Linked DNA regions of Homo sapiens: region 2 is linked to region 1. The links are chromatin contacts, found by Hi-C or POLR2A ChIA-PET in ENCODE. All regions are on one chromosome and are shown on one strand. The core of a region is the stretch at or near the end of the contact, and the rest is flanking DNA. Distances in the headings are between cores, read along the strand shown.

Region 1 (3,543 bases), core at 460-2,959:
CCCTGAGCCCCAGAGCAGCCGCGGGACCCCGACGGCGCGCGCACGCTGGCTCTGGCCTAGGTTTCACCTTACAATCAATAAATAGAAAGCGCCACCTGCAAAGCAAGGGAGGGCTGGTCGTCCACCAAACTGCTTTCCGCTCCCCGCTTTGCAAGGCATCCGCAGAAAGGGCGGGGTACTGGACCCAGGTCACAGAGCCGGAGCCAGACTCACTCGAGTAATTGGCCAGCCCGGGCTCTGGGCTCAAATCCAGCCTGCTGGCTGTTCCCTAGCTGATGGGCCTTTCCATCGGGGGTTCCCTTATATGTGAGATTTAGAAAATAAATGAGTGTACCTAGCACTTTCACTAATGCATCTATCCATTACAACGGGCGGTGTGCGTGCAGTAACAACACCGAGACAATCCTTGTCCCGCACTTAAAAAAAACTCTGGGCGCTCCAGTGTTTTTGTTTTTGAGACAGGGTCTTGCTCTGTTGCCCTGGCTGGGGTGCAGTGGTGCGATCATAGCTCACTGTAGCCTCTACCTCTCTGGCTCAATCGATCCTCTCACCCCAGCCTCCCGTGTAGCTGAGACCTCAAGTGCGCACCACCTCACTCAGCTAATTTTTTAAAATTTTTTGTAGAGGCGGGGGTCTAACTATGTTGCCTACGCTGGTCTCGAACTCCTGGGCTCAAGCCATCCTACCGCGTCAGCCTCCCAAAGTGCTCGGCCAGGCGCTCCAGTTTTTATCCAGGCATCTACACTGTAAGATAGATGTTGTTCTCCCTTGGTTGTAAGTGGGGAAGCCGAAGCTAGGCGGGCAGGGACTCTCACCCTCACGTACTCACACAAACACTGTCTGCACAGCCTCTTGGGCAGAGCTAGCGCTGGCACCAGTTTAGTTTGGTGCTGAAACCATACCCCTCTTGCTCTGCAAGAGCCCATCTCCCCTTAGAATATTCTTTCGGGTCCACAGCCCAAGACAAACCTTTGCCACAGGGGAACGCAGAGGAGGAAGCGGGGTGCGAGCACCAGAATCAGCCCTGGCGTGTCCCGCGGGGTGGTAGAAGGTGGTTTGAAGAACACTCCTTGGTGGTCCTAATTGCTGCACGTGAGGTCAAGGCAGGGCCGCCCATCCCAGGCAGATGAGCTCCAGGAGCCTTCCTCGTGCCTGAGAAGACGGCAAGGAGAAAACACTGCCGGCTGGAAGCCCTCGAGAATCTCGAAGAAGCCCAGAATGAAAGGACCAGGCGGCCGGGACTCGGAGCTCCCTAGCCAGGGCGCGCGCAGCCAGGCCTGACGCTTCCCTCCGCCCTCGGCGGCCTCTGCGTCCTCCCAGCACCCGGCAGCCTTGCCAGGGGTCCCGGATGCCCAGAGCACCCCCCAAGGAGGAGAGAGAAGAGAGGGAGTCCAGGATGAGAAGACGGGGGGCCAGGGTGGGAGGGGACACTCCTCTTCCCTGGCCGTCCCTAGAAGTCACACACAGACATTCACTCAAAAAGACACGCATGCAGATGCGCACACACAGACACAGGCGCAATCATGTAAACGGACACACAGAGACCACAGACGCTCGTGCTCATACACGCGCTCTCGCTCTTCACACCCTGCACCAGGTGGGCACTCACCCGCCCGCACCCTGGCTGTGCTTTCACAGATCCCGGGAGAGGGCGGAGCCCGGGCCGGGGGCTGGAGACCGCCCCCGGCCCCGCCCCCACGCCCTCCCATCTCTCCCTCCTTCCTGCCGTCCCCCGCCTGAGGGAGGGGAGCGGTGCAGCAGACATCCGAGGGCAGCTGGGACCCCCTGACTCAGCCGACGGGTGAGTCAGGCTCCCTGCAGGCCACACCGGACCCCCCCAGGGCGGGGATTTCCCCAAGATGAGAAATCAGCCACCGGAAGTCACGCCGGACCTTGGACGGGCAGACAGAGGCTGGGAGGAGTTCTGGGTGCAGAGCCCCCCAACCTGGTAAGTACAATGATCCCAGGGCTAGGACACCAACGAGATTTTCCAAAGGGCAGACGAGCTTCAGCGGTTCCTCCACCCCCATTCCCCACGTGTGGGAGCCCTCCTCCCTAGCGGCCCCGTCCTGCAATCGTCCCCCTGCGCGAAGACTTCCGTTTATCTCCAGCATGGATGGAGGGAAAGTCAAGCTCAAACACAAGGTCCCCATCAGCAATGGAACCCAATGATCCGCTGGGGGTTCAAATTGGGGGTGTCAGGCACGGGTGTCTCTGGAGCCCAGAGAAAAATCCAAGATTCTTTGAAATGGCAAAAGCCCCCAAAAGTGACTTTCTTGTATTGCCACGATGAACTGGAACTGCCCTGACAAACTCTAAAAAGATAGAGACCTTAATAAATTGTGTAGAGAAGAATTAAAAGAGTGAATACAGATGCATGGAAAATCTCTAGAACAGTGCCTGGCACTCATATTAAGTATTGGCTCTCACACATGGATAACAGACACAAGGAGACCAAGTGACTTGCCCCAGGTGGCACAACTAGTTAGTGGCAGAGATGGAGGAAAAACCAGTCTCTGATTCTTTGTTCACAGCTCAGGTACCTTCAGTCCTTTCTGAAATTAAGTGAGAGTATAAATAAAGTCATTTAGTGGATAAATGAATTTTACCACTGTTAAATATCAGAGTAGACCTGGCACAGTGGCTCACGCCTGTAGTCCCAGCACTTTGGGAGGCCAGGGCAGGAGGATCACTTGAGCCCAGGAGTTCAAGACCAGCCTGGGCCACACAGTGAGACCCCCGTCTCTATTTTAAAAAGAAAAGAAAAATCAGAGTAAATTAAGGCGGGCACGGTGGCTCACGCCTGTAATCTCAGCACTTTGCGAGGCCGAGGTGGGAGGATCATTTAAGGCCAGGAGTTTAAGAACAACCTGGGCAAAACAGTGAGACCTCGTCTCTACTAAAAAAAAAAAAAAAAGAAAATTAGCCTGGCATGGTGGCATTTGCCTGTAGTCCTAGCTACTTAGGAGGCCAAGGGAGAAGGATTGCTTGGCCCAGAAGTCTGCGGTGAGCTATGATGGAGCCAAGAAATTAGATTCCTGCTCCTCTACTTGCTACTAAAAGGGCCAATCCTCTTGTTAAATCCCAAAACATAAGGCAGGAAACCAAATGAGCCTCTGCTCCCACTCATTGGAGCCCTTGTTCCCTTCAAGGAGCCCTAGAAGATGGAAGAGTATTTGCTGCATCAGTCACTTCTCCCTCTCCTGACACTTTGTGATGTGTGATTTCATCACACTTTTGCTGTGATGAAATCTCAGCTTCTCCCAAATGCTCACCAATATCCTAGCCTCCAACCTGGCTGGAATTCTGCTATTCTCTTTCTAACTCAAATTGGCATTCAGCATTTCTAGGTGTGGTCAGGTAAGACACCACTGCTGAGTGGGGACAAGACCAGGAAGGCTAAAGTCAGAAAAAAATCAGAGGCAAAGCCAGGCACGACTGAGGGCGCCTGTAGTTGCAGCTACTCACAGGCTGAGGCAGGAGGATCGCTTGAGTTTGAGGCAGGAGGATCGCTTGAGTTTGAGGCTGCAGTGCGCTATTGAT
Region 2 (3,543 bases), core at 492-2,991, 100 kb before region 1:
AGTTATATGATGTCTGGCATTTGCTTCAAAATAAGTGGTATCGGTGTTGGGAGTGGGAGTGAAGTCAAACAAGATTCATTCTGCGTGGATCATTATAGTGGTTAGTGAGGAGCACATGGGGCTTCTTACTCTCTGTTGTCTACTTTGGTATCTTATCAATTTTACACAATACGAGAAGGTAAAATTACTTGATATAAAGCATGTTTGGTTTCATCTGTTAGGATGGTCTATCAAAAAGCAGAAAATAACAAGTGCTGGGAAGGAGGTGGAGAAATCGGGGCCCTTGTGCACGGTTGGTGGGAATGGAAAATGGTGCAGTCACTATGGAGAACGGTATGGCGGCTCCTCAAAACACAAAGATACAATCACCCTAAAGATAGAATCACCGTATGATCCAGCAGTCCGCCTTCTGGGCATATTCACAAAAGATTAGAAAACAGGGCCTTGAGGTATTTGTACACCAGCATTAGCAGCATTGTTCACAATGGCCAAAAGGTGGAAGCAACCCAGCGTCTGTTAACCAGGGAATGGATAAGCAAAACATGGTATCCTTCTAACGGAACATCATCCAGCCTCGAAAAGGAATTCCAACGCATGCCACAGCAGGGGGGCACCTCGAGGACATTATGCTAATGAAGCCAGTTACAAAAGGATAAGTGTGGTGTGATCCCACTCATATGAGGTACTAGAATAGTCAAATTCCTTTTGTTTTTTTTTTTTTTTTTTTTTGAGACGGAGTCTCGCTCTGTCGCCCAGCTTGGAGTGCAGTGGCGTGATCTTGGCTCACTGCAAGCTCCGCCTCCCGGGTTCACGCCATTCTCCTGCCTCAGCCTCCTGAGGAGCTGGGACTGCAGGCACCCGCCACCACGCCTGGCAAATGTTTTGCATTTTTTAGTAGAGATGGGGTTTCAAAGTGTTAGCCAGGATGGTCTCGATCTCCTGACCTCATGATCCGCCTGCCTCGGCCTCCCAAAGTGCTGGGATTACAGGCGTGAGCCACTGCGCCCGGCCTCAAATTCCTTTTTTTTTTGGAAACAGTCTCACTCTGTCACCCAGGCTGGAGTACAGTGGCATGATCTCAGCTCACTGCAACCTCCGCCTCCTGGGTTCAAGCGATTGTCCTGCCTCAGTCTCCCAAGTGACTGGAATTAGCATGGACTACCATGCCCAGCTAATTTTTGTATTTTTAGTAGAGATGGGGTTTCACCATGTTGGCCAGGCTGGTTTCAAACTCCCAACCTCAGGTGATCCACCCATGTCGGCCTCCCAAAGTGCTAGGATTACAGGCATGAGCTACCGCATCTGGCCTAGAATGGTCAAATTCTTTATTTTTATTTTTTTGAGACAGGGTCTCACTCTGTCATGCAGGCTGGAGTGCAGTGGCACCATCTTGGCGTACTGCAGCCTCGACCTCCCAGGCTCAGGTGATCCTCCCACCTCACCCTCCCAAGTAGGCGGGACTACAAGTGTGGCACCACCATGCCTGGCTAATTTTTGTATTTTTTGTAGAGACGGGGTCTCGCCAGGTTGGCCGGGCTGATCTTGAACTCCTGAACTCAAGCGATCCACCTTCCTCAGCTTCCTAAAGTGCTGGGATTACAGGTTTGAGCCACCACGCCGGACCCTTAGTCAAATAGTCAAATTCACAGAGACAGAAAATAGAATGGTGGCTGCCAGGGGCTGGGGGAGGGGAAATAGGAAGTTAGTATTTAGTGGGTGCAGAGTTTCAGTTTTGCAAGATGAAAGAAGTTCTAGAGACGGGTAGTGGTGGTGACGGTTGGATGACAGTGTGAATGTACTTAATGCTATTGGCCTGTACACTTAAAAATGGTTAAGATGGTAAATTTTTATACTGTGTATTTTCCCACATTAAAAAAACTTGTTTGGAATTTGGAGGAAAAATTAGAAGGCTCACGCCTGTAATCCCAGCACTTTGGGAGGCCAAGGCAGGTGGATCACGAGGTCAGGAGATCGAGACCATCCTGGCTAACATGGTGAAACCCCGTCTCTCTAAAAACACAAAAAATTAGCCGGGCACGGTGGCAGGTGCCTGTAGTCCCAGCTACCCGGGAGGCTGAGGCAGGAGAATGGCGTGAACCCGGGAGGCGGAGCTTGCAGTGAGCCGAGATCACACCACTGCACTCCAGGCTGGGCGACAGAGTGAGACTCCGTCTCAAAAAAAAAAAAAAAAAAATTAGAAGGCTCACTTTAAGCTTTCAAAAGTTGCAATTGTAGGAAGTGAGGATTACTTTGCAGGTTCTGTTTCAAATTCATATTTTTATCAACCATAACACAAGCTCTGAGAGGGCAGGGGCTGTTTTACTCACCATTATTTTCTTGGTACCTAGAAGACTACCTGGGCCTCGAGAAAGACGGATGGATGGATGGAAGAAGGGGGAAACAGAAGCCCCTTCTTCTGGATTCTCCTGCCCTGTCATTCCTCCTTAGCTCTCAGTTCTAGTTGGGGACAGCCCCATCTCCGTGTGCGGGAGATACCTAGACTCTAAACTGCAGTCTCAGCCCAGCCCCTTCCCCTTCTCTTCTCACCCCTGCAGCCACCTCTTCACCCCCAACTTCGTTCTTGGGACTCTCCTGGCATCCTACCCTGAGGCTCATGTGCAGGGTCTGGTCCCCTTGCTTCCTTCTTAGTGTTCAGGGTGGGATGTGCACCAGGGAGAAGGACATAGGGGTTCCTCCTCCATCTGTTCCTGCTCATTCCCTGGTCTTTTCTCATGATGCCACCATGCATGCCTTGCGCTCCCCAACACGAGGAGCCCGATGTAGCTCTCAGGCCCTGTGAGCTGGGTAGTGGTGAGCCCATGCCCAGCCATAGACCGCCTGGTGGCGGACAGGCAGGTGTCCCAGCCTGTGAGCAAGAGAGTGGATCCAGATGTGCAGAGCTTGCAAACAGCTCTCACCTTTGTTTTTTTTTTTTTTTTTTTTTTTTTGAGACGGAGTCTCACTCTTGTCAGCCAGGCTGCAGTGGAGTGCAATAGCACAATCTCAGCTCACTGCAACCTCCACCTCCCGGGTCCAAGCAATTCTCCTGCCTCAGTCTCCTGAGTAGCTGGGATTACAGGTGCCCACCACCACACCTGGCTAATTTTTAGTGTTTTTAGTAGAGACGGGGTTTCGCCATGTTGGCCAGGCTGGTTTCGAACTCCTGACTTCAGGTGATCAGCCTGCCTCGGCCTCCCAAAGTGCTGGGATTACAGGCATGAGCCACCGCGCCCAGCCTCACCTTTCGTAGAACAGCTGCATTGTGTGTAACAGTATGTGGTGGTATGATGCTTGTCCTGGGAAAAGTGAATAAATGCAGGGAAAGTTTCACTGTACTATTAAAAAACTCAATTGTTCTGTTAGCTTAAGAATTTATTTGACACTTAATGTGTGTGTTTTTTGTTTGTTTGAGGCAGGTCTCGCTCTGTCACCCAGTCTGGAGTGCAGTGGTGTGATCTCAGCTCACTGCAACCTCCACCTCCCAGGCTCAAGCGATTCTCATGCCTCAGCCTCCCGAGTAGCTGGGAGGTCCCAAGTAGCTCC

Evidence for each region. Hi-C counts contacts between places; a loop is a spot of excess contacts on that map. ChIA-PET counts read pairs that join two places held with the same protein, here RNA polymerase II (POLR2A). Pooled maps may share reads with other maps.
Region 2: a pooled map shows a loop between it and region 1 (4-fold over the local background). The contact joins the enhancer-like site here to the promoter of PIK3CD-AS2 in region 1. A Hi-C loop is called at or near these places in 4 of 50 pooled maps. POLR2A ChIA-PET finds 5 or more read pairs at or near these places in 4 of 52 experiments (AG04450, OCI-LY7, Panc1 and 1 more).

What each region holds. Positions count from the first base shown.
Region 1 is chr1:9,685,740-9,689,282 of GRCh38, reverse strand. PIK3CD-AS2 (PIK3CD antisense RNA 2) reads left to right here and starts at 1,709. Exons shown (of 2, transcript NR_126367.1): 1 at 1,709-1,948. All of the region lies in intron 1 of PIK3CD (phosphatidylinositol-4,5-bisphosphate 3-kinase catalytic subunit delta), which reads right to left. RefSeq lists silencers at 1-68, 1,075-1,269, 1,595-1,734 and an enhancer at 1,785-1,954.
Region 2 is chr1:9,786,054-9,789,596 of GRCh38, reverse strand. The region is part of intron 1 of CLSTN1 (calsyntenin 1); the gene reads left to right. Among named protein-coding and RNA genes, the nearest start is that of CLSTN1, 36 kb to the left of the region's middle. RefSeq lists enhancers at 351-1,139, 2,773-3,273. Within about 2 kb of position 1,741, at least 7 of the 41 ENCODE cell types and tissues checked have a DNase peak (open chromatin) inside an H3K27ac peak, as active enhancers do; they include OCI-LY7, where a contact is called at or near this core.